7 separate regions of the Homo sapiens genome follow, and all the other regions are linked to region 3. Evidence: chromatin contacts called from ENCODE Hi-C or POLR2A ChIA-PET data. All regions are on one chromosome and are shown on one strand. The core of a region is the stretch at or near the end of the contact, and the rest is flanking DNA. Distances in the headings are between cores, read along the strand shown. Region 1 holds the start of ZNF594 (zinc finger protein 594). Region 2 holds the start of MIS12 (MIS12 kinetochore complex component). Region 3 holds the start of BACC1 (BPTF associated chromatin complex component 1). Region 4 holds the start of NDEL1 (nudE neurodevelopment protein 1 like 1). Region 5 holds the start of NUP88 (nucleoporin 88). Region 6 holds the start of PFAS (phosphoribosylformylglycinamidine synthase). Region 7 holds the start of DHX33 (DEAH-box helicase 33).

Region 1 (3,231 bases), core at 95-2,594, 1.8 Mb after region 3:
TGGGATTACAGGTGTGAGCCACCGTGCCCTGCCTTAAAAACCCATTTCTAAATTCCAAAGAGTAACTTCTATTAGTGCACTCTTATTAAGAGAGGTAAAGCAAAAGGAACTATAAAAGCAACTATAATTGAAGTCTATTTGAGACATGGCTCAGTATTTCAATGAAAATGTAACACAGTCAATGAAATACTATCTCAAATGTAGTTGTGCAAATTAAGGAATAGTTGGTAGTAGCTGCATTTACAAATTCAAGAGTGAAACGTGCATAATTCGTGCAACCCAAAGTTTGGGACAGAGAGATATGAGAAGCCAAAGTGACTAGTGCACTGACAGTTTTGCTTCGGAAAGGCTTGGGGTTGGACATCTTACATCTTTACATACATATATAACCCTTACCACGATCCTACGCTACGCGAACCAACATCATCTCCATAGTAATAACTAATATGTATCTGGCCTTCGCCACATGCAAACTTCACATACATATGTCAGTGAGGTCGGTCCTATTATTTACCTCACTTTACAAATGAAGCAACGGAGGCGCGAAGAAGCTATTAATAGGTAACTTGTTCAAAGTCACATAGCCCCTAAGTGGTGGGGCAAGGATTCTGAGTGTCTGACTTTCTCACTTCGGAACTTACACTTTTAAACATTAAGCTGTCCTTGTTGGGATCTGTATCGCCTAGCCTTTGACCGGGCATTGCAAATAGAAGTCATCAATGAATGAGACCACAAATGCATGCAGGGAACAATAACAAAAGATGAAAACAGAACAGGCAGAACAGGAGTTCGAGACTAGCCTGGCCAACATGGCGAAACCCCGTCTCTACTAAAAATACAAAAATTAGCAGGGCGTGGTGGTGGGCGCCTGTAATCCCAACTACTGGGGAGGCCGAGGCAGGAGAATCGCTTGAACCTGGGAGATGGAGGCTGCAGTGAGCCGAGATCGCGCCATTGCACTCCGGCCTGGGCGAAAGAGCGAGACTCCATCTCAAAAACAAAACAAAAGGGCAGAACAAAAACGTAGTTACTTGAAGGGGTCACTCACCCCGGACCCGACCGTGCCACAGCCCCGACGCCACGCATGTCTAGGACCAGCTGAGGACGCGGCCTCTCGGCGGTAACCTTGGTAACCAGCCAGCGCGCCGCTGGCCCTCCGGAAGTCAGACTCCGCCGGGCTGAGCCGAGCTACGCCAGCGCCGACTGGCGTCGTGGAGGAGTCTGCGCAGAGGAGACACCTGATCCGGTGGGAGACGGCCAGGGGAGCGCGCGCGGATTGGCTGGAGCCGACGGGGGACGGCTGGGCGGGGCGCGGACTGGGGGACCGCAGTCCCGGGGAGCGCACCGGAAGTTCTCGCCTGGCCCAGGCGCGGGGTCCAAGATGGTGGCGCTAGGAGCCGCGACCCAGTGATAGCGGCCGTGGAGGGGCCCCCGACCGAGCGGGAGGTTGGGGGTAGCCTGGAGGTGAGACCCCGCTGCGTTCACAGAGCTGGCGGCCGCGGCGCCTGCGTCCACCGGCAAGCGAGGAGTGGAGCAGAGCTCATATGCCTATGGGGAGAGGCCTGGGGGACCGCAGGAGGATGTAGGCGCCGGGTGCGCATGACTGGGCCTTCTTGCTCTCGGTCGGCTTCTTGGTCTCGGCGTGCCCCATTCCCGGCCCTGTCCCGCTACTCTTGCCTGTTCCAGTTCCCTCCTGTGGGTACCGCTAACGGCATCTTCCCGAGGCCCAGAATCCACCGTCAGGCATAAATTGATTATTCCTCGCCCACATCTGTGCCAGGTATATTTGTATATGTAACCAAATCTGGTTTTTGCATCCCACGAGTGACCCCGCTGGGGAGGCTAGACTAAGCCACAGGAATGAACTGTATTGTTCATATATGTTCTACTACTCAGTCTAAAATATTAGGACTGTTAGAGTTCAAACAAGGGAGGGATTTAGGTGGGCTGGTCTCTTTGTAAGGGTCTACATTGCTTTTAGGAGCAGCTTCTATTGTGACCAAGCGAGTTACAGAGAAACGCCACACTTTGAGACAAATTAAAGAGTCCTTATTAGCCGGCAACCGAGAGGCAGCTAGCGCCCAAAATTTTCTCGGCCCTGAGGAAGGGGCTAGTTTTGTTTTTATACCGTGGTCTAAATAGGGGAGGGGGGATTTTAGCTGAAGCAATTTTTACAGAAGCAGAACTGGCAAAAAGTTGAAAAATTAATTGGTTACAAATGCAGTTACAAAATATAAACAGTTCCAATTGCACGGGCTTAAACTATCACAAAGAGATAAATGCAGGGGTTTTGCTTGCCATCCACCGAGCGCGTCCCCAGGAGCTGCTGGTGCAGCTTGCCTCAATATCTTATCAGTAGGTGCATTCCTGGACGTGCTTTGAGTCAGTTTACACTAGCTATGCCTTAAGGGAGGGAGGTGAAAGGGGGCTGCCAGTGGAGAAACTAAAATGGAGTCTGTCCGGCTCTCTCTCTGCTAGGAGAGAGTCACTCAGGTTAAAACAAAGTAGGGTATCACACTTCAAAAGTCATTTCTTTTGGGAAGCCTTCCCGGATTGCCACCGCAGCGCTTTTAGCATCTAATTCATAGGCTCTTACTACCTTGTTTCATGTGTGAGTCTTCCTCTAGGCATAGATTCTTTGTTTAGCTTCACCTAATGCGTGCCCATGAATGTGAATTAAAAAGGATTGACATAGTTAAAAGATACTAAGAACTGGGCATGAAATAGTGGCATTTCTTAAGTTAAAAAATAGTGGCCCCTAGGCCAGCTTTGAGTGTAGACACATTTTCTTGGCTCATGCTGTTTGTTTTTATTTGAATTAATGGCCAACTTCCTTTTTTTTCTTAAGACAGAGTCTCGCTCTGTCAACAGACTAGAGTGCAGTGGTGCGATCTCGGCTCACTGCAACCTCCGCCTCCCAGGTTCAAGCGATTCTCCTGCCTCAGCCTTCCGAGTAGCTGGGACTACAGGCATGTGCCACCACGCCCAGCTAATTTTGTATTTTTAGTAGACACAGGATTTCTCTCCATGTTGGTCAGGCTGGTCTCGAACTCCCAACCTCTGGTACTCTGCCTGCCTCAGCCTCCCAAAGTGCTGGAATTACAGGTGTGAGCCACTGCGCCCGGCCTGTGTTTGCTCTTTTCTTTAGGAACACTAATTATATGTATTTGATTATCTTTCTTTAGTTACTGGTTTTCTCTGTAATCACATTTGTATTCATTTCATTTTTTA
Region 2 (3,153 bases), core at 213-2,712, 1.5 Mb after region 3:
ATGAAATGATATTGCTTGTCATAGAAATAAGAGAAATTTTATTATTCCTTCAGATAAAGGCAATTAGCTAAAACAAACTGCTACTTCAATTATCAGGTGAATTTAGGACGCACTTTATGAAATAATTTGCAATAAGCAGTACAGTCAAATCTTATGGGAAGATAAGATGCAGCCAATCTTAAGAATTTATGTTTGTAGGCTGAGCACGATAGCTCATGCCTGTAATCTCAGCACTTTAGGAGGCCGGATGGACGAATCACCTGAGGTCAGGAGTTCGAGACCAGCCTGGCCAACATGGCGAAACCCTATCTCTCCTAGAAATACAAAAATTACCCAGGCGTGATGGTGGATACTTGCAATCCCAGCTACTCGGGAGGCTGAGGCAGGAGAATCACTGGAACCCGAGAGGCGAAGGTTGCGGTGAGCCGAGATTGTGCCACTGCACCCCAGCCTGGGCAACAGAGCGAGACTCTGTCTCAAAAAATAAAATAAAATAAAAATTTACGTTTGTAATGGTTAAATATGGAGTGGTTATAACTGTTTGGCTGTATATGTAAGGTAGGATTTCTTTCTGTTTTTCTTTTTTTCTTTTGAGACATGTTGTCGCTCTGTCGCCCAGGCTGGAATGCAGTGGCACGATCACAGATCACTGCAGCCTCAACCTCCCGCGCCCAAGCAATCCTCCCACCTCAGTCTCCCAAGTAGCCGGGACAACAGGTGCAGGCCACCATGCCTGGCTAATTTTCTTGTTGTTGTTGTTGTTTGAGACAAAGTGTCACTCTTTCGCCCAGGCTGGAGTACAGTGGTATGATCTCGGCTCGCTACAACCTCTGCCTCCTAAGTTCAAGTGATCCTCTTAGCTCAGCCTCCCAAGTAGCTGGGATTACAGGTGGGCGCCATCTCAAACAACAACAAAAAAATACACTTCCTTGATTAACTCCTTTCTTCGAATTCCCATTAGGACCTCTCTTCGGGCACTGACTGATGAACTTCTACCGCCTCATCTTCTCTGCTAGACTTAGAGTTCCTGAGAGCAGAATAAATGCGGCTTGATCAGTATTTGCCGATTCAACGCAGAGGTGCCCAGGTCATCTCGGCGAGTTGAGCTGTCTAAGACCCCGCGATCGCGCAGGACAGGACCCAGAAGCCAGAGCGCAGGAACTGCTTCCGGCCGGCTCCCGGCTTCCGTCGGGCCCCGCGCCCGCGCTGCATGCTGGGATCTTCAGGTCGGAGGCCGGGGTGAGGCCGACCCACAGGCCGCCTTGCTCCCTCGCGAAGACGCTTATGCCAGTCTCGCCCGTCCCCGCTCCTCCTCAGAGAAAATGCTGCCCCGCAGCACTTACCGGAGCGACCATGAGGGTGACGATTTGAAGCACACACAGGCTTCCCGCCACCTCCTTTAAACCGCCGCTGGCTTGCCAGGGACAGACGGCGCGGTTGGCTCCCCAAAATTCCGACTGATACGCGCCTCGGCGAGCGAAAGCAAACGCGGGATACTCTCGCGTTCCTGATTGGCTGGTTGTGGACACCTCAATTATGACAGAAAGGGGCCGGGCGGGAAAGTTAGCTGTGGCCGGCGGGGATTGGCAGAAGGAACCTGTACTTACTCGTTTTTCCCGGACGTTGGCTGGTGGAGAAGAGAGGGTGGGGAGATGGGGCGCTGGGGGGGGGCGGTGGCGACGCAACTCGTGATTGGCGGATGTGCGTTCCTTAGGTCTCTACGGATTGCGGTTGCTTGGCGTTGATTGGGCAGTCGCGGGAAAACTAAAGTGGGCGGGGGGCCTTTGGGCCCGCCCCGCCGCCGGGGCCTGCTGGCGGAAGGGGAAATGGGGTGGGTGGGGGGTGGGGCAGGCGACGGTGGGGAAGATGGCGTACCAGAGCTTGCGGCTGGAGTACCTGCAGATCCCACCGGTCAGCCGCGCCTACACCACTGCCTGCGTCCTCACCACCGCCGCCGTGGTGAGCAGCTGCAGTGCCACCTTCTCATTATCTGGGCTGGATATGACTGGGTCTTCAGGAAACTGGGGTTTGGGCCTCGGGGAGGCCCAGAGGGGCTGGTCCCGGGGATGGGTGGAGGCGTACAGGGATTACTCTGGGGTTCGAGTTGGCGCCAAGAATGCTTATCCAGTGACGCGAGAAGGGAGTGCTGCTTCATGGGGGGTCAGGTCAGTTTCTAAGAGATGAGCGCCGGACCTATAGCGGGTTAGGGTTGCGGGAGCCTCCCACCCAAGAAATGTGTCCGAGAGCTCTGCCAATGGCCAGGTGGTACCATGGTGACTAGTGAGAGGAAGGTCCGTTTAGTGAAGAAACAGGAATGGGGAAAGCAAGCTGGAAACTGTCGAGAGGGGAATGGCTTATAATAAAAAGGGTCTCTGGATCTAAATAAGGGGCTAGCTGGAGGTACCCAGCCCTAACGGTGGCAGGGTCTCCAGTCTCCGTTATTTCAAGTGAGTTTTGTTGTTTCATACAGCTGTTTCAGGTGGTGCCCATGTGGTGGGTAGATTCATAGCAGCTGTTTTTATTTGTCCTGTGTCTAAAATATCACCACCTGTCTGCCTCATTTCTTCATGTCAGCCTCAACTATTGCAACATAAAACAGACTTTTTTGTGTTAGGTATTGAGGATACAAAGAATTCTACCAATCCTAGAGAATTCTTTACCAACCTCTTCCTCTGGCCTAAGAAGAAAGGCTTAAAGGAAATCACGTCTAAGTGACCGAGAGTTGGAAATTGCTAGACCTACTAATTCTTTGTTGTAAATGATGAAATTTTGTTTCTTGATTTGCTTTAAGAAGCTCTTTTTCTATTTCAGCAGTTGGAATTGATCACACCTTTTCAGTTGTACTTCAATCCTGAATTAATCTTTAAACACTTTCAAGTAAGTGGTTCATCACAATAGTGATTAATGCTTCAGTTTCTTCTTTTTCTTACTGTTTAGTAGCAAATCCTGTTATACACTATCCTAAAAAAGAACCCAGTGGGGACCTTTGATTATAAGTTGCCTTGTCAGGATATAAAGCAGTGATTCTGCAGCCTGGTTGGACTTGAGAATCCCTTAGGGAACTTTGAAGAGATTCTCAAGCTCCTCAACAAGTACCAAATCAGAATTTGCAAGGGTAGGAATTAAAATCTGTGTTTTATTTTTAAAGTTCCC
Region 3 (2,998 bases), core at 414-2,913:
AGAAGAGGGGACGGGAGGGGAAGGGGTTCTGGGAGTCCCTTCATAAGAATCCAGGTCGGGGCCCCAACCCATTGGTAGGGTTCTCACTTTCTCGAAGTTTTACACTCACTCAGGATGGATGGAGTGTGGAGAGTGGAGTCCCTGAACTGAGTAGTGGGAAAGGCCCATCTCCTAATTCTCTTCTGGGAGAGACATCAGGTAGAGCTTGGTGATTTACAGGTGGATTGAGATTTACTGATCAACTAGTTCAGGGTCACCATATCCCTGGAAACACTGCAGTGGGGTCCTCAAACATTTATATAAATAACCAGGGGACTTCCATCATCAAATACAATAACAGCATCTCAGGCAACCTAAATTCACATTCTTGGAAGGATTACCACAGCATTTTAGGAACTTCTGACCAACTGTGACAATTCTATTCTTTCAGTCCTCAAGGGGATTCTAAAAAACTAGTGACAAAGTAGGGAAGCAGCTGAGCTGGAAAGGAGTTCTGAGGACGATGGAACCTTGGGTAAGGAGGAAGAAGGCTGCCCACCCGCCCTTTTCTGGCAGCCACCCTCCCTCACACTGTCCGTTCCTTGATGACACAGCTGATGTGATTAAGATCGTCCCCAAATCGCTTCACAGCAGCCCTCAGCATCTCTATTTCCGTCTCCGTCCACTTCGCACTGTCAGAAGGGGAGAGGGGGGATAGCAAAAATGGGAGGGGGGGTGTGGAGCCCGCCCACAGGCTATGCATCCCACAGCCAACCAGCCGCCTCCTTCCGATTTCTGGGACCCCTTCCACGGATGCATAAAGAGGTCCTCCGTAAGGGGAGGCGGAAAGCTCTTGAGGCCCTGCGGGAACCGGGAGGACCCCAATCACAAGAAATCACAACCACCTCCACCTTAGACACCCCTTTCCACCATCAACGTTAAACGGCTGCTGTACACAGCACACTGAAACCAACTCGCCAGGAAGGGCTTTTCAAAACAGACCCACCAACACAGCCTGCAGCCGTCTGGGGGAATTCCATGAACTGGGGTGGTTGGGAGTGGCGGTGGTTTGTGGTCGACCCGTTCGCAGCAGGGAGAACTGTGAAACAGGAGTCTGGGCTATGGGCCTGTCTGTATTTTTATCTGTCATTCATTCCCTCACCCAACGATCATTTATTAACACCGACTCTGTGCTGTGCCACGCACAAAGGGAAACTAATGTCTGTCCCTGTGCTAGAGAGGGTCCGTGTCTGTGACCGAGTCCAAGCGCCCGCTCTCAGCGTCCACGTCCCAGTCCGGGCTCACGTACCCCGCAGGAGAAGAGTCGGCCACGGGATGCAGCTGCATCGTCAGCTCCCCGAGCTTCGTGAAGGCGGCGCCGGCCGCCGAGAAGATCTCTCCGACCTGGGGGCGGGGCAGCGTCACGGGGGGCCGGCGCCCGCCCTCCCCGTCCCGCCCGGAGCCCCTAGCCCCACCCCAGGCTCGGCTCCCGCCCGCCCCCCGCCCGGGGCGGAAGAGCCGCGAGCCAAGTGGGGGGCCCGCCCTCCCGTGGCCGCCAGGGAGCGCTGTCCGCGAGGGAGGTCGAACCTTTGTGGACGCTGACGTCATGGCCCCGCGCGCCTCCTCACGGAGACGCCGCCGCCGCCGCTACACGCGAGCCGGGACCACGGAGAGCAGGGAGACTGAGCGGCTCGGGCCCCCGCGCAGGAAGTCCCGCCCTCCCCGCAGCGGATAGGCTCAACCCGGCGGCTCCCCGCCCCATCAGACGCAGTCGCTTAGACCGCTCGGCGCGCCCAGTCGATGGGGAAAGCCTTCGCCTCACTTCCGCGCCACACTTCGCTCCACTTCCGCTCAGACATCGGGACTTTCCAGGCAGAGGCCGACCTCTAGTCTCAGCCCCGTGCTCGCCCCCACTCAAGCACAGACACAGGGCTGAAGAGAGCAGATTCTCTTTATTGAGATACGGGACACAGCGAAGGGTGGAGAAACGGAACAGCCCCCCAGCCTCAGCCCTCTCCACGGGGGCCGGATGCCAGAGATGGGAGAAGGGATTCAGTCTCTCGCCCGGGAAACCCAGTCCCGCAGAGGGCGCCGGCAAGGGTGGGACGCGACCTGGGTGACACGGTGCAGGGAGTCTTTAAATAGAGGAGGGGCTGGAGCGGGGAAACGCGCCGGGGCCCTAGCGCACCATGTATTCCTTGCGCTTATTGAGCCGAACTTGGCAGAAAGAGAAGCCTCCGAGGAGGAGGTAAAGGCCTGCAGCGATGAAACAGTTGTAGCTGACTTGCTCGTAAAGGTTGTATATGTTCTGGGGGCCATTCCTGGGGGTGGGAATGAAGCAAAGGGGTCAAACTTTAATAGGAGCCAACATTTTCTGAGCACTATGTGCCCGACACCTGTTTAGGCGCTGTTACGTGTATTACTTTATTCAATCTTCTTGACCATCCTATGGGGTGAGATCTGTCATAGCCATTTTGCAGAGGTGGACTGAGAAGCACAGAAAAGTAAAATACCTAAAGAGGTCACACCTAAGGTGGTGGGTTTGGGATGGCCGCTGAGGTCTGACTCCCTGGCTCCTAACCACATTCTCAAGAAAGCCGCTCTCCTCTCCAAGTCCTCTAACCTAGGGGCCCTAAGCACCGGGCCTCCCAGACGTAATTCTGACCCTAGGCCTCGCCACCTCCCACCTGCTCCCAGCCCGCCTCCCCCACCCGAATACTTACTCAAAATCTTTCTCCGTGAAGGGAACGTCCTCAATCAACACAGCGGAATGGACATTGAAAAATATTCCGAGCATTATCTGGAAAAGGGGAATGGGTAGACTGTTGAATTCAGGCACCTGACCTCATGTTCACTTCGTAAACCCCTCCCATTTCCAATGTTGCTACAACACCCGAGCCTGAGATTAACCAAAACGAGGTGGTGGTTACTGGATTCGGACTCAGCCACCTGGAACAGGGCGTGAGGTGGTGACATTGAGACAAGTGGTCGAGGCAAGGGTGGGAATAGTGACCAAGCC
Region 4 (3,422 bases), core at 240-2,739, 1.4 Mb before region 3:
ATTTATTTAATTTAAAAAAATCAAAAGAACTACAGCTTCAGAAGATTTAGCAACTTCTATCTGGATCAAGTCAACCTCTAACCAGGGCTGGCCAAAGGTTTTGTTTCTCACGCACTCTAATTTTAAATAACAATAATTTTAATAATAATTCAGAAGAAATACTTCACTTGGTTTCCCTTTACTTCTCTTCAGCCCATGACTTAACGCTGCACTGTGCCCATCAACTTCACGATTTAGCAAAGCAATTAACCAGCAACTCCTGAACAAGCTTCACAGGAAGATTTTTCTCATGACTGAGCAGCCGTTTTTATCCTAGGTGAGTTTTCTCAAAAATAATTGAGTAAGTAATCTACCAGCTTCTGGCATATCTTTGGCAAGTCACATTTTCTGCCTTGTTTTGTAGCTGAGAAGGGTATAAAAATCCCACGAAAAGAAACCAGAACTCCGAGCCTAGAAATGTAAATTATGATCCAAGCTAAACCACTCACCAGTTGGTTGAACCTAAGTATAAATAATTACCCCCATCCCAGCTCCATTTACCCATCGAAATGGCGATAACATAATCAGTTGCAACCACAAGGTGATGCGGTTAGAAAAAGATAGGAAGAAGAGTGCTCTGAAACGTGTAAAGGTGCTACGTAAATAGAAGGTAATAATCAGTGGTGACAGAACTCTCACCTCCTTTGCAAAACTTAAAGGGTCATCTCATGGCTTACAGCAAGAAAAGAGTCGAGCACAAGTAACCCGAGCCCGTTGGTGACACTTTGCCGAACTCCAGGGGGAGGATGATTAGCAGTTCCGGGCGGGAGTCAGGAGAATGCCAATCCGAGCCCAACGTGGGCTGCTCGCGCTCTCGCCCCCCATGGGAGAGAGGCACTGAGAGATCAAAATGCAACCCCGCTCCAAGCCACCCTCGCAAATGAAGGAATTTCGAAGAGGGGGTAGGAGGAGGCGGGCTGGGCGCGCCGCTGCCACCTCCGACTGGGCCACTCCTTGCGCCGCCAGCGCCCCAGCCCACGGTGCCACGTCCCGGCCTCCGTCACCGCCAGCCCTCACCCTACCCGGAACGGGGCACATCTTCCGGAGGCCACCGGAATCGTTCCCTTGCAGGCGCCCCTGGGGGGCCACACATCGGACCAGGGAAGGGAGGGGACAGTTAGAGCGGTTGGAACAGTTGCCCCCAGGCTGGCCGCCCCGGAACCCGGCCCGGCCCGCCCCGGCGGAGCCTCAGACACGGCCCCGGGCCGGGAAGGCTCCCCAAGGGCAGGCCTCGGCGCCGCCGGCCCAGCGCAGCCCCTTAGGGAGCGGCCCCGCGCTGCAGGCTCACCTCCAATGTGTCAAAAGCGCATGTTCGCCGCCGCTCAACCGACGTCTCCCCTCCGCCGGCCCGGCCAGGCCCGCCCAGCCGCTCGGCTCAGCTCCCCTACGCAGCCCCGAGCTCCACTCAGCGTACCTCCGCGCCCGGCTCCTCCCCGACACGTCAGGGACTGCCTGGGTGTCCGAGGCCATTCTGTGACGCACGGGGGCGGGGCTCGGAGCATGCGCGGCAGCGCACGGGTATGCGGGGCGGGGTGGGGCGGGGCTGGTGTCACAGGGGGCGGGCCAGAGCCCGGCGCGCTGACGCCAAGCTGACGGCGTCCTCTTGCGCAGGCGTCCTCTTGCGCAGGCGCTCCTGGACTCTGCGACCGGCTGGTTTTGGCTTGTGCAGTTCCCTGAAACTGCTATTCGGGAGAGTGGTGCCAAGACGGATGGGAACCTGCCTTCAGTTTTCTGGCCACCAAGGCCCTTCAAGTGTCCATGTGTCTGTGTTCCCGTTTATAAAATGAATCTCGGCTCATAGTTCACCTCCGAGTCCATTCCCCCTGCTCGAACACCCAATGGAACATCAGGAGCATTCTAAGCATCACTCTCACAAAGCTCTGTGTTGTTTTTACAGAACTTCCACTGTTTACATTTTGTATTTGTTCTCATCTTCCTCCAGTAGAATTCTAAGTTCTATGAGAGCTAGAACCTCTTATGCCTTGCTCATCCCAACAGATAACTTGGTTCTAGGCAAAGTGGACGCTCAAATATTTGATGAATGAATGAATGGATTCGTTGGCACAAAGGGGATTTTATATTTGCCCATTTATATATTGTATATATCTGAGCATATATTCATTTTTGTATACATGCGTGTACGTGTGTGTATGGGTGTGACTTTCTCCCCTCCAGGTCCCCCAAGAAATGGAGTCCTATGTGTATATATATACCTCTTACAATCCATCTTGGTTTTTGTTTGTTTGTTTGTTTGTTTGTTTTTGAGACGGAGTTTCGCTCTTGTTGCCCAGGCTGGAGTGCAGTGGCGCGATCTCGGCTCACTGCAACCTCCGCCTCCCAGGTTTAAGCAATTCTCCTGCCTCAGCCTCCCTAGTAGCTGGGATTACAGGCGCCTGCCACCACGCCCGACTAATTTTTGTATTTTTAGTAGAGACGGGGTTTCACCATGTTGGCCAGGCTGGTCTCGAACTCCTGACCTCGTGATCCGCCCGCCTCGGCCTCCCAAAGTGCTGGGATTACAGGCGTGAGACACAGCGCCCGGCCCCATCTTGCATTATTAATGTTTATATATTTTTAGTACGTAAACACACACGTGTATGTGTGTGTGCGCGCGTGTGTATTCCCTAGCGGACTTGGAAGCAAGCTGGAGACGATACTAGCCCAAAAAGGAGGGAAAGAGGGATAGGCAACTTACATAGGGAGTGGAAACTTAAAGGAAGAGATACATTTTAAAAACAATTTTAAGAACTTTTGCTGTATAATGTACAAGGTAATCCTTTCCTTTAGGAGATGGGGTCTACTGTGTTGCCCAGGCTGGTCAAGAACTCCTGACTTCGGCCAGGCGCTGCAGCACTTTGGGAAGCCGAGGCGGGCAAATCACCTGAGGCCAGGACTTCGAGACCAGCCTGGCCAACATGGTGAAACCCTGTCTCTACTAAAAGTACAAAAATTAGCCAGGCATGATGGTGGGCACCTGTAATCCTAGCTACTCCGGAGGCTGAGGCAGGAGAATCGCTCGAACCCGGGAGGCGGAGGTTGCAGTGAGCACCACTGCACTCTAACCTGGGCGACAGAGTGAGACTCCGTCTAAAAACAAACAAAACAAAACAAAAAAGAACTCCTGACTTCAGGCAATCTTCCCACCTCAGCCCCCCACAAAGTCCTGGGATTACAGGCACCAGCCTCCATGCGGCACGCAATGTAATCCTTTCCAATTTCAGTGCTTTTAGGATTGGATTTGTGGGTGTGAACACAAAAATAATGTGTAAGACATGCCTCAAGGTGAAAACAAAGTGAGCCTAGGAGGCCCAGTTTATATTTTTGAGGGCGATGGACATAAACAGGAACAATGCAAGATGGATTGTAAGAGGTACCCAAATCAA
Region 5 (3,114 bases), core at 402-2,901, 1.6 Mb after region 3:
ATTCTCTCCAGGCATCTCTGGGAAAAAAGAGCAAGATTGGGGGGGAAAAAAAAAGCATTTCTATTTTTAAAAAACACTCTTACATTAGTTGAGAAAACATTAAAGAAAGTTTATAGACACAAAATTTCAATGATAATACTAACTAGTGTTACTTTTGCATATTCCTCTGTAGAGATACATAAAATTACAATGCTTTGTACACGTATTTACAAAGAACCATATTTTTTATTCTAGCTTGCCAGTTTCCTTAATGGTTGTGTGCATAATATCTCAGCATCCAATGTCCTATTACAGAACATTTATATTCCTTCCAAATTCTTGCTACTCTAGATATGGCTGGGTAACGGCCTTCCTGCACAGCAGCGTTTCTGAACTCAGGGAGGTTTTGTCCCCCAAGGAACATTTGGCAATGCTTGGAGACATTTCTGGTTGTCACAATTCTAGTTATAGGACTATTAGCATCTAGTGGGTGGAGGCCCGAGACGTGGCTTAAACAACCCTCCACAACATATAAATATCTCCCTCAAAATGTCCATTGTCAAGGCTGAGAAACTCTGCTGTATCTGCTATCTTTCTTGCGTCGGGTTACTTTCTTGGACATTACTTACTAATAACCACACTGTGTTCAGAAGAGGCCAGAACTGAGGTGGAGCCCTCTTCTAAGCCTCATTTTACTACTCTCTAGAATAGAAATCATCTCTATCTCACAAGACGAACGTAGACAAAGTGCCTCTCTCGGTGGCCACCTCCGCAGCAACAGTAGGTAGTGTTATTGCAGAGGTGCAAACGGTGATGTCCTGACCACAATTTAAATTCAAAACAAAATCGAATCCAAAAACAAGGCTTTCTAGGACTTGACCGACCCGGGCTAATCCCACACTCTACAGTCAGCAGGCCTGGGTTTGACCAGACCAGGCGCGCTGCGGCACCTGCTCCACGGAGCAGGGCTAAGGCGAAGGCAGGGAAGACGGCGGTCACCGGGACGATCTAGGGTAGACCACTGCACAAACCCCATACCCACCTGCCGGAAAGCCTCTTTCCAAGGCGGCGAGCCCACCAGTTTGTACAGGGAGCGGCGCGGAGACCTCAACGACTCCGCCATCTCCTCTTCGCGGGAGACAAAGCCACAAGACCCGTTCCCTGGAGGCGCGCACAGACCCCTGGGAGGTGTACTTTCCGGGTGCAGACCGCGAATGGATCGCAGCGTATTCTGGGAAGTGTTGTTTTATCGACCGGCCCCACGTGGAGACAGATTTAGGCATCCAAGCGAAATGCGTGAGGCCAGCCCGACCTGCACTGAGGGAGGTAAGTCTTGAGGGAAAGTTCTGGATGCCTGGGTTTACCCAGATGGAGGTGTCCAATAGGCAATTAGATACACAAGTCTCAGGCTCTCCCCAGGTGCTAGATTTCCAGCAGCACCACCATTATGTTGACTTCTCGTCCCGCCCCCTTGGGCTTCAGAAATAATGGTGATTGGCTTTCCCTTGGTGACGCCCCTGCTTGGTGGGCTGGCCTCGCCTTCGCCCCCCGACCTGGCACGAGCCTCTCGAGCTTCCGGGCCGTCTGCTCGGTGATTGGCCGAAACAGTGAGTGGACGGCCGCGGATTGGCTGTGCTCAGCGGCGGGCTGAGCAACTGGAGTGAGGGGAGCAGTTGGGCCAAGATGGCGGCCGCCGAGGGACCGGTGGGCGACGGCGAGCTGTGGCAGACCTGGCTTCCTAACCACGTCGTGTTCTTGCGGCTCCGGGAGGGACTGAAAAACCAGAGTCCAACCGAAGCTGAGAAACCAGCTTCTTCGTCGTTGCCTTCGTCGCCGCCGCCGCAGTTGCTGACGAGAAACGTGGTCTTTGGCCTCGGCGGAGAGCTTTTCCTGTGGGACGGAGAAGACAGCTCCTTCTTAGTCGTTCGCCTTCGGGGCCCCAGCGGCGGCGGCGAAGAGCCCGCCCTGTCCCAGTACCAGGTAATGCCAGGCCGATCTTGGAAGTGACCCTCACCGGGATCGGAACCAGTCTTTTTTGTTCCTTGCTCCTCTTGGCTGTTTTTCATCTTGTGGCAGGCGTTCCAGCGGATTGACTCCGACGCTGCCATACGCGGTCGCGGGGACTCAGGCTCTCTCGATGCTTACGGCCTGGAGGCCTGGGAGGAAGGAAAGGGTCATTGAATATTCAATAAAAATACTAGTGACGGATGAGTGCTCTGGAGAAAAACAAAGCGGGCTAAAGGGGTTGAGAACGAGTGGGCGGAGTTGCTATTTTTAGTTTCGTCGAGAGAAACCTGTTTCCTGATGTGACGCTTATAATAGGTTAGATCGTAACTTTCTCTTGCGTTGTGCACAGCAAGTCAGGTTGCAGGTTTCAAAGCACCACGCTTCATGCTTGACATGGAGGAGGAAGTCTCTGTTAATTCTTACCCCCGTAACGCCCGCTTTAGAAAATAAAGCCATACCCAAAATGGGGATTTTTGTTTTTGATTAGCCGACAGCATGTGAAAATGGGTGTGATCCAGAAAGTATTACACACTTGCCGTGGTCAAATATTGGTTTATGGAAATGTTTATTTGTAATACACAGATTCTCTTAAAGATGAAAAAGAGCTTGGTACTCATTCTAAGGTATGACATCTGTTGTGTGCCCGGTCCAATTCTTGTTACCGAGAAGTGATTTAATTTTAATAAGACGCTAGCAATGCTTCTGCAGTTTTGAAAATAGGGCAGGAGTCTACAGTCTACTTATTTACCCAATTTCAGTTAAAAAGAATTATGAAGGCCGGGCGCGGTGGCTCACGCCTGCAGTCCCAACACTGGGAGGCAGAGGCAGGTGGATCACCTGAAGTCAGGAATTCGAGACCAGCCTGGCCAACATGGTGAAACCCCGTCTCTACTAAAAATACAAAAATTAGCCAGGTGTAGTGGCGCGCCCTTGTAATCCCAGCTACTCAGGTGCCTGAGGCAGGAGAATCGCTTGAACCTGGGAGGAGGAGGTTGCAGTGAGCTGAGATCACGCCCCTGCACTACAGCCTGGGCAACAGAGCAAGACTGTGTCTCAAAAAATAATAATAATTACCAAATGTGCAGCACGCAGTATTCTAATAACATTCTATACTGCTGTGTAGCATTT
Region 6 (3,244 bases), core at 116-2,615, 1.2 Mb before region 3:
CCTCCCCATCTATCCCAAACTACCTATCCAATTTCTGGTCCCACTGCCTCTCAGCGGGACCCTGGCTTTACTCACCAAACTCTGCTGTTCCCCTAGTCTTGCCACTCAGTAAACACTACCATCATCCAATTTGTTGCTCAAGACAAAAACACAGAAGTCATCCTTAATTCTCTTTCCCTCAGACTCTCTAAATCCAATCCACCAGGAAATCTATTTCCAATCATGTCTCAAATCTCTCATCTCTTCATCTCTACTACCTCACTCTAGTTCAAGTAAGCCACCACCATCACTCACCTGGACCAATGCATTAACCTCCTGACCACTGCATAACCACAATTCATTTGTCACACATCAGCATAAAGTGGATTATGGCTTCCCATTACACATGGTATAAATTCCAACTCAGCATCCTGGTTTACCAAGTCTGGCCACTCTCTGGCCTACCTTTCCAACCCTATCTCACACCATTCTCTTTTTCACCCACAATGCACCAACCACACATTAGCTTCTTTTTTATTTCTCTAACTTGCCAAGCTCAGTCCTGGAAGGCATTTTTTTCACCCTGACATATGCATGGCTAGCTCTTGTTATTTAGATTTCTGGTGATTCGCCTTCGTGGAAAAGGCTTCACTAGCCACTCAAGTAGTTACTATCAGATGGCCGGCCCTATTTTAATTTCCTGTAAAGCGCTTATCACTATTGGATGTTTTTATTTTTCGCTCTATATTCCCCACTAGAAAAAAAATCTCTACGTGGGCATGGGATGTTGCTGCTTCGTTTCCATTGAATTACCAAGGCTTAGAACAATACCAGGGCTTGAAACGCAAAAAAATTCTAAAACTTGTGGAATGACTTAATGAACTCTTGATTCTCACCACTCTTCAGCCCCTCCCCAACTTTCAGGACAGTCTTCCTGAAGGCATTTTGTTTATTAAGCCACTTGATTTCCGTCTATCATTCCCAGTAAAATATAAGCTTCAAGAGCTCAGAGACAGGGTTTGCGTGCATGAGGGCTGTATTCCATGACCAGCATGGTGCCTGATATAAAGTAGGCGGCCGGCAGTCTTTCTGTTAGCTGAATCCATGAATGGGACAATGGGGCTAAATTTACATGGGGGTCGGCCATGCCTGGGGTCTGCGGAACGCACGCAAGATAGGACGAATGGACGCCTCCACTAAAGCAAATACGCGGGCACCAAGTAGACACAGCTCGGCCCGGTGGGGATACTGAAGCCGCCAGACCAAGCTTGGGCTAGATGACGAAACGCTGCACCTGGAGGAGGATCCAGGTCCGCACGCGGTAACTATACTCACGTGGAAGATGCACTCGCGGCCACAGAGCACCTCGAATCGTCGCGCGCGTTTGTTACGTCATCCGCGTGCGCCGCGGGCAGAGACTGGACCTGCCAGCGCCGGGGCGACTACGCCCCGCCCACTTTTCCCCAGCCACCCGGCCGAATTCTAGGTTCTTGGTGGGGAGAGGTTTATCCCCAGGTGGTTTCTCCCACAAATCTGTCTTGAACTGACGTTTGTGAAAATACATTCAGTTCCCCGTCCCCGCGGGGACAGTTAAGTAATGACATCAGTTAGTTAAGGCCATAAAGCAAGCATGTGAAAGTTGTGCTTTGGTGGCATTACGAGGAAGCCCTTCTCTGCTTGGCAAGATCAGGGAGACTGAAAGATGCTTAGAAGTCATCCACCAGGCGGGCTGTGTTTGAGTTCCTGAGCTCTGCTACCCCATCCATCTGAAGGCCTGCGGGATGCCGGACAGGATGTCACTTAGGAGGGAGACGGAGGCTGGGCGCGGTGGCTCCCGCCTGTAATCCGAGCACTTTGGGAGCCCGAGGCGGGCAGATCGCTTGAGCCCAGGAGTTCGAGACCAGTCTGGGCAACATGGCGAAACCATGTCGCTACAGAAAAATACAAAAATTAGCCGGGTGTGGCGGTGCAAGCCTGCGATCCCAGCTACTTGGTGGGCTGAGGTGGGAGGATCGCTTGAGCCCGGGAGGTCGAGGCTGCAGTGAACCGAGATGGCGCCGCTGCACTCCAGCCTGGGCGATAGAGCGAGACCTCGTCTCAAAAAAATCAGAGAGGGCCAGGGGCTGTGTTTCACGCCTGTAATCCCAGCACTTTGGGAGGCTGAGGCGGGTGGATCACCTGAGGTCAGGAGTTTGAGACCAGCCTGGCCACATGGTGAAACCCCGTCTCTACTAAAAATACAAAAAAAAAAAAAAAAAAAAAAATTAGCCGGGCGTGGTGGTGGCAGGTGCCTGTAATCCTAGCTACTCAGGAGGCTGAGGCCGGAAAATCCCTTGAACCTGGGAGGCGGGGGTTGCAGTGAGCCGAGATCGCGCCACTGCACTCCAGCCTGGGCGACAGAACCAGGCTTCGTCTTAAAAAAAAAAAAATCAGAGAAAAGAGACAGGGGTGTCGGGAGTTGGGATGGTGCACCGAGGCGCCTCGCGGAGTCTCTAGGAAGCGAGGGGGTGAGCAGCGAGAAGGAGCTGGAGGTGGCGAGGAAACCCGCTCACCGGTGACGTCACCGAGCGCCCCCCCACCCCCATCCCCACCCCCAAGCGAGCACCTGCCCCTCCCGGGGGCGGAGCTCCGGCGCATCATGGCGGCTGGCCGGGCCCAGGTCCCTTCCTCCGTGAGTGCTGCTATTACGTCTCTTGTTCCTTTTTTCTTGTTTGTCACAGATACTCTTTCTCTTCCTATTTCCTCTGCCTTGTCTCTCTGGGCTCGCTGGCCGCGTCCGGCCCATGGGTGAGGGGGTTGTGAGTCGGTCCGCTCCTACCTCTTACTGGTTCTGCGAATGTTTATTCCCTCATTCACGCGGCGCCCGCTGTGAGCCTTAAACTGGTCTCCGTTCACTCTCTAGGGTTTAATCCTGGTGGGAAACCAGGAGCAGGTTAATGGGGGAACTATGGGGCTGTGGGTTCCTGGAGAAGACCCTTGACGGAGCTGTAGGGGAAAAGGGCAACCATAATAAGTAAAAGCGTCTGAGACCCGAAGTGCGTGTAGAAGGCAAAAAGCGCCGAAAGGGGCTGGGTGTGGTGGCTCACGCTTGTAATCCAGCACTGTGGGAGGCGGAGGCGGGCGGATTACTTGAGGTCAGGAGTTCGAGACCAGCCTGACCAACATGGTGAAACCTCATCTCTACTAAAAATACAAAAATTAGCCGGGCGTGGTGGCGCGCACCTGTAATTCCAGCTACTCAGAAGGTTGAGGCAGGAGAATCGCT
Region 7 (3,327 bases), core at 104-2,603, 1.5 Mb after region 3:
CACAAATCTGCTGCTGGTTCAACGTGCACATTTTCAGTAATGCCTGGTCACCAAACTGTCAGCAACTAGAGGAAAATTATCTCCGACCTGGAGCAAAGGGGAGGTTTTTTGTTTTTAGACTAGCTCTCTCACGAATCACGGGAAGGGAGATATTTAACAGGGCGAGTTTCATGGAAACGAGCTTCAGAAGATACCCTTCACATGAGCTGAAGCTTACGGTGTATTCTCTGGAAATCACATTTCCTGTAAGAGCAAACAGCTACTTGGCATTCTCCGTGGTAAATTAGCAAATCATCTAAGAACTTTTAGGAGGGTAAGGAAGAACTAGTTATAATCCTACTTTTTTCTGCTGCAGTTCTGAATCTTCACTGAAGTGTCTGTGATGGGGTTGCACAGCCATGTAGAGAACTTGAGAGTCTGGCTGGAATGGTTGGGGGAAAGGAAAGATAAAAGACAATTTTAATTTCATTGAACTCCCTCCTTTCTCTGCTTGTATTACTGGAGGCGACCACATCCGTTGGAGGAGTCATTTTCTGAGTTAAATTCATGTATATCAGAATTGGTTTTCCTTTCTGTAACACAAGATGATCACAAAATTATGATTTGGGGACATCTGAATGACTAAGATGACTCAATTTCTTAATCTGTAAATTAGAGATAATCTAATAACCAGTATATACCACATAACTTATAAGTTGTTTAGAGGATTAGACAATGCACGTTTGCGCTTCTCATTGATTTTACAGAATTAAGTACTTTCCTTGAAGAGTGACTGTTATTTGGACAGAGAAGGGGAAAACGCGGGTTTACTGAAAAGAAGTAATGCTACTAGAACAAAACAATGGGCGGGGCGCGGTGGCTCACGCCTATAATCCCAGCACTTTGGGAGGCCGAGGCAGGCGGATCACCTGAGGTCGGGAGTTCAAGACCAGCCTGACCAACATGGAGAAACCCTGTCTCTACTAAAAATACAAAATTAGACGGGCCCCGGTGGCGCACGCCTGTAACCCCAGCTACTTGGGAGGCTGAGGCAGGAGAATCGCTTGAACCCAGGAGGCGGAGGTTGCAGTGTGAGCCGAGATCGCGCCATTGCACTCCAGCCTGGGCAACAAGAGCGAAACTCCATCTCAAAAAAAAAAAATAAAACAATGAGAAAAACCTCGTTAACCAAGACTACAGTCCCACGGAACCTTACATCCTGTGTTTCCCGGTTGTAGCTCCGGGCCTTTTCCTGGTTGTACCTCAGGCCCTGCTTTTCCCACCCCCAGGAAGTGAAAGCCTTCCCAAGCCCCCAAGGCATGCTGGGAGATGCAGTCCCTTTTTCTAAAGACTGGGGCGGCCGTGAGGTCATCGGTGGTCGCCGGGAGCCGCCAGCACGTGGCGGCGAGGAAGGGGCGGTGTGCTCCTGTTGTCTGCACCTGAGAGGGGGCAGGAGCTCTCGGCGCTTGCGCCTCCCGCCGCGGTGCCCTCCCGACATGCCGGAGGAGGCGGGCTTCCCGCCGGCCAAGAGATTCCGGCCAGGCTCTGGACCTCCGAGCCGCGCTGGGTCCTTCCCTCCCGGGAGGCAAGTGGTGATGCTGCTGACTGCGGGCAGCGGCGGCAGAGGAGGAGGAGGAGGCCGGAGGCAGCAGCCGCCCCTGGCCCAGCCCTCGGCCAGTCCCTACCCTGAAGCTGTGGAGCTGCAGCGCCGGAGTCTGCCCATCTTCCAAGCGCGGGGGCAACTGTTGGCCCAGCTCCGAAACCTGGACAACGCGGTCCTCATCGGTGAGTGGCCGCGCCGGCGGGCTCTTCCTTGCACTTCGTCCGTGGCTTAGCTAGAGCAGTTTTTCTTACATGCCTCTCAATCCCTTTCGTTCGTGGCTTCAACAAACCTGAATACCTTTTCTGGGCCAGACCTGGAGAGGGGCCTCGAAGAAGAGTCCGGCAGCCCTGCCCTGGAGGCGCTGGACAGCCCGGTGAGAGTGACCAACGTGTGTAGGCAAAGACTCACCTTCCGCGTAAAAGGGTAGAGAAACGTACCGGGGGCTTGCGGATCTTAGAAGAGTGGATCTGACCCGGTTTGTGAGGAGGCGGCTGGGGAGGTCGTGTGGGAGGGAGGGCATTCTAGGCAGGGGGGAAAGCCCGTTTGAGAGATGGGAACCTGAACACATTCCGGTCGAAAGGGAAGGTGTAGTTTCTGGTGCATGAAAAGAGGCAGAGTTGTGGGGCAGGGACTGATTTCATGGGGCTTATGATCCCCAACGTGTTAGAGGAGATACTGAAGGACGGAAAGGATGAGCAGCCAAAGAGAGGAAGGAGACCCATGAGTGCTGCTAGTCAAAGGAATAGAGAGTGAGCAGATGCAGCAGTCAAGTCCGGTTATACTGGACTTGGATGTGATGCCCACTGGATTTGGATGTGAGCTATTTGTAAGAGTTAAAGAAAAAGGAAAGAAACACGAAACGCGGCTGGCAGTTAAAGACAGCTTTTCTTTAGTTAAAACCTGAGAGGCGCTCCTGGCCGATTTCGGTCAGGAGCCCTTTCTCTTACAGACTAAGAGTATATATTGGTGTTAGGGTGAGGGGGCTTATCACAAGCTTGGAATGTTTATATGTGTGGAGAAGTTTTTGGCAGGGTTGGACTCTTTGGGAGCAGGGGATGTTATCTTGGGGCAGACATTTTTCCGGCCCGAGGGGGTTTATCTCCCGGCTGGCATATTCCCGGCTGGCATATTCCCGGCCAGAGTGGGGTTATCCCTTAACATGTCTCTGGTCGGGGAGGAGTTTGGAATGTTTCTGGCTGGAGATGTTATTTGTGGTTTATGGTCGTGCTGACCTTAGCCATTAGGCTGATACCTTTTGGATTTAGGCGGTTTTTTATTAAGGTGAACTTTTGAATGAGGGGCTTGTCCAAGATGGTGATGTTCCTGCTTTGTCAATCCAGACCCTATAGTTATAAAAAGGAGGAGGGACGGCATGTTCTTTCTGGCTACTTCCTGCAACGAGGGGATGGAGAGTTTCCTGGTCTCGGGTTGACTAGGAGCAATGCCGTCTGTAGATGTTTTTGGGTAGTTGTTTGTGAAATTGCCATGATCCTGTCAGTTAAAAATCTTTGAAAAAGATTAATTAGGCAGGGTAAGAACATTAGTTCCAGGCATATTATTAGGAGAGGGCCCAGGAATGGGATGACCCATGCTATGATTTTGTTTTCAAACCAAGAGTCCATTTGGTGGTTTTGGTACTCCCTTAGCTTTTTAGCCTTTTCTTTACGTTTTTTAGCAGCGCTTTTTACTAGGCCCGATTGGTTGATATAGAAAGAGGCGTGAGCCACCGCACCTGGCCCCCTCAA

The links. A loop is a pair of places that touch in the nucleus more often than their neighbours do. ChIA-PET counts read pairs that join two places held with the same protein, here RNA polymerase II (POLR2A). Pooled maps may share reads with other maps.
Region 1: a loop to region 3 is called in a map of ascending aorta, with 4 times the contacts of the local background. The contact joins the promoter of ZNF594 here to the promoter of BACC1 in region 3. A Hi-C loop is called at or near these places in 1 of 168 maps with a recorded cell type or tissue (ascending aorta), 1 of 37 single-sample maps with no recorded cell type and 10 of 50 pooled maps.
Region 2: a loop to region 3 is called in a map of gastrocnemius medialis, with 7 times the contacts of the local background. The contact joins the promoter of MIS12 here to the promoter of BACC1 in region 3. A Hi-C loop is called at or near these places in 3 of 168 maps with a recorded cell type or tissue (CD4-positive, alpha-beta T cell, gastrocnemius medialis and naive thymus-derived CD4-positive, alpha-beta T cell), 11 of 37 single-sample maps with no recorded cell type and 21 of 50 pooled maps. POLR2A ChIA-PET finds 5 or more read pairs at or near these places in 1 of 52 experiments (HEK293).
Region 4: a map of B cell shows a loop between it and region 3 (15-fold over the local background). The contact joins the promoter of NDEL1 here to the promoter of BACC1 in region 3. A Hi-C loop is called at or near these places in 3 of 168 maps with a recorded cell type or tissue (B cell, CD4-positive, alpha-beta T cell and naive thymus-derived CD4-positive, alpha-beta T cell), 1 of 37 single-sample maps with no recorded cell type and 10 of 50 pooled maps.
Region 5: a map of ascending aorta shows a loop between it and region 3 (4-fold over the local background). The contact joins the promoter of NUP88 here to the promoter of BACC1 in region 3. A Hi-C loop is called at or near these places in 1 of 168 maps with a recorded cell type or tissue (ascending aorta), 1 of 37 single-sample maps with no recorded cell type and 11 of 50 pooled maps.
Region 6: a loop to region 3 is called in a map of CD8-positive, alpha-beta T cell, with 8 times the contacts of the local background. The contact joins the promoter of PFAS here to the promoter of BACC1 in region 3. A Hi-C loop is called at or near these places in 1 of 168 maps with a recorded cell type or tissue (CD8-positive, alpha-beta T cell), 2 of 37 single-sample maps with no recorded cell type and 7 of 50 pooled maps. POLR2A ChIA-PET finds 5 or more read pairs at or near these places in 1 of 52 experiments (CD4-positive, alpha-beta T cell).
Region 7: a pooled map shows a loop between it and region 3 (8-fold over the local background). The contact joins the promoter of DHX33 here to the promoter of BACC1 in region 3. A Hi-C loop is called at or near these places in 1 of 37 single-sample maps with no recorded cell type and 4 of 50 pooled maps. POLR2A ChIA-PET finds 5 or more read pairs at or near these places in 1 of 52 experiments (GM12878).

Annotation. Positions count from the first base shown.
Region 1 is chr17:5,189,981-5,193,211 of GRCh38, reverse strand. It overlaps ZNF594 (zinc finger protein 594), which reads left to right and starts at 1,344. Exons shown (of 2, transcript NM_032530.2): 1 at 1,344-1,464. ZNF594-DT (ZNF594 divergent transcript) reads right to left here and starts at 1,205. Exons shown (of 6, transcript NR_152840.1): 1 at 1,049-1,205. RefSeq lists a silencer at 1,210-1,409.
Region 2 is chr17:5,484,875-5,488,027 of GRCh38, reverse strand. It overlaps MIS12 (MIS12 kinetochore complex component), which reads right to left and starts at 1,462. Exons shown (of 3, transcript NM_001258217.2): 1 at 1,344-1,462. It overlaps DERL2 (derlin 2), which reads left to right and starts at 1,850. Exons shown (of 7, transcript NM_016041.5): 1 at 1,850-1,959; 2 at 2,812-2,877. The coding sequence starts at 1,867. RefSeq lists enhancers at 843-952, 1,193-1,292, 1,913-1,972, 2,013-2,192 and silencers at 1,466-1,633, 1,583-1,742.
Region 3 is chr17:7,013,447-7,016,444 of GRCh38, reverse strand. BACC1 (BPTF associated chromatin complex component 1) reads right to left here and starts at 1,663. Exons shown (of 6, transcript NM_174893.4): 1 at 1,567-1,663; 2 at 1,289-1,383; 3 at 570-671. The coding sequence starts at 1,587. RNASEK (ribonuclease K) reads right to left here. Exons shown (of 3, transcript NM_001004333.5): 2 at 2,703-2,779; 3 at 1,913-2,300. The coding sequence ends at 2,159. RNASEK-C17orf49 (RNASEK-C17orf49 readthrough) reads right to left here. Exons shown (of 8, transcript NR_037717.1): 2 at 2,703-2,779; 3 at 1,567-2,300; 4 at 1,289-1,383; 5 at 570-671. MIR497HG (mir-497-195 cluster host gene) reads left to right here. Exons shown (of 3, transcript NR_038310.1): 3 at 431-627. RefSeq lists enhancers at 1-437, 850-1,350, 1,821-1,950, 1,701-2,201 and a silencer at 1,281-1,730.
Region 4 is chr17:8,433,951-8,437,372 of GRCh38, reverse strand. NDEL1 (nudE neurodevelopment protein 1 like 1) reads right to left here and starts at 1,489. Exons shown (of 9, transcript NM_030808.5): 1 at 1,328-1,489. RefSeq lists silencers at 936-1,175, 1,216-1,415, 1,516-1,685.
Region 5 is chr17:5,418,199-5,421,312 of GRCh38, reverse strand. It overlaps NUP88 (nucleoporin 88), which reads left to right and starts at 1,651. Exons shown (of 17, transcript NM_002532.6): 1 at 1,651-1,959. The coding sequence starts at 1,663. RPAIN (RPA interacting protein) reads right to left here and starts at 1,131. Exons shown (of 7, transcript NM_001033002.4): 1 at 1,022-1,131; 2 at 1-17. The coding sequence starts at 1,102. RefSeq lists enhancers at 860-1,079, 1,090-1,209, 939-1,476, 1,477-2,014, 1,650-2,289.
Region 6 is chr17:8,247,410-8,250,653 of GRCh38, reverse strand. It overlaps PFAS (phosphoribosylformylglycinamidine synthase), which reads right to left and starts at 1,365. Exons shown (of 28, transcript NM_012393.3): 1 at 1,315-1,365. CTC1 (CST telomere replication complex component 1) reads left to right here and starts at 2,598. Exons shown (of 23, transcript NM_025099.6): 1 at 2,598-2,650. The coding sequence starts at 2,618. RefSeq lists enhancers at 1,181-1,937, 2,062-2,181, 2,662-2,801 and a silencer at 2,522-2,571.
Region 7 is chr17:5,467,008-5,470,334 of GRCh38, reverse strand. DHX33 (DEAH-box helicase 33) reads left to right here and starts at 1,353. Exons shown (of 12, transcript NM_020162.4): 1 at 1,353-1,764. The coding sequence starts at 1,476. It overlaps DHX33-DT (DHX33 divergent transcript), which reads right to left and starts at 1,243. Exons shown (of 3, transcript NR_135644.1): 1 at 1,196-1,243; 2 at 341-421; 3 at 1-243. RefSeq lists enhancers at 1,260-1,329, 1,710-1,929, 1,719-2,301.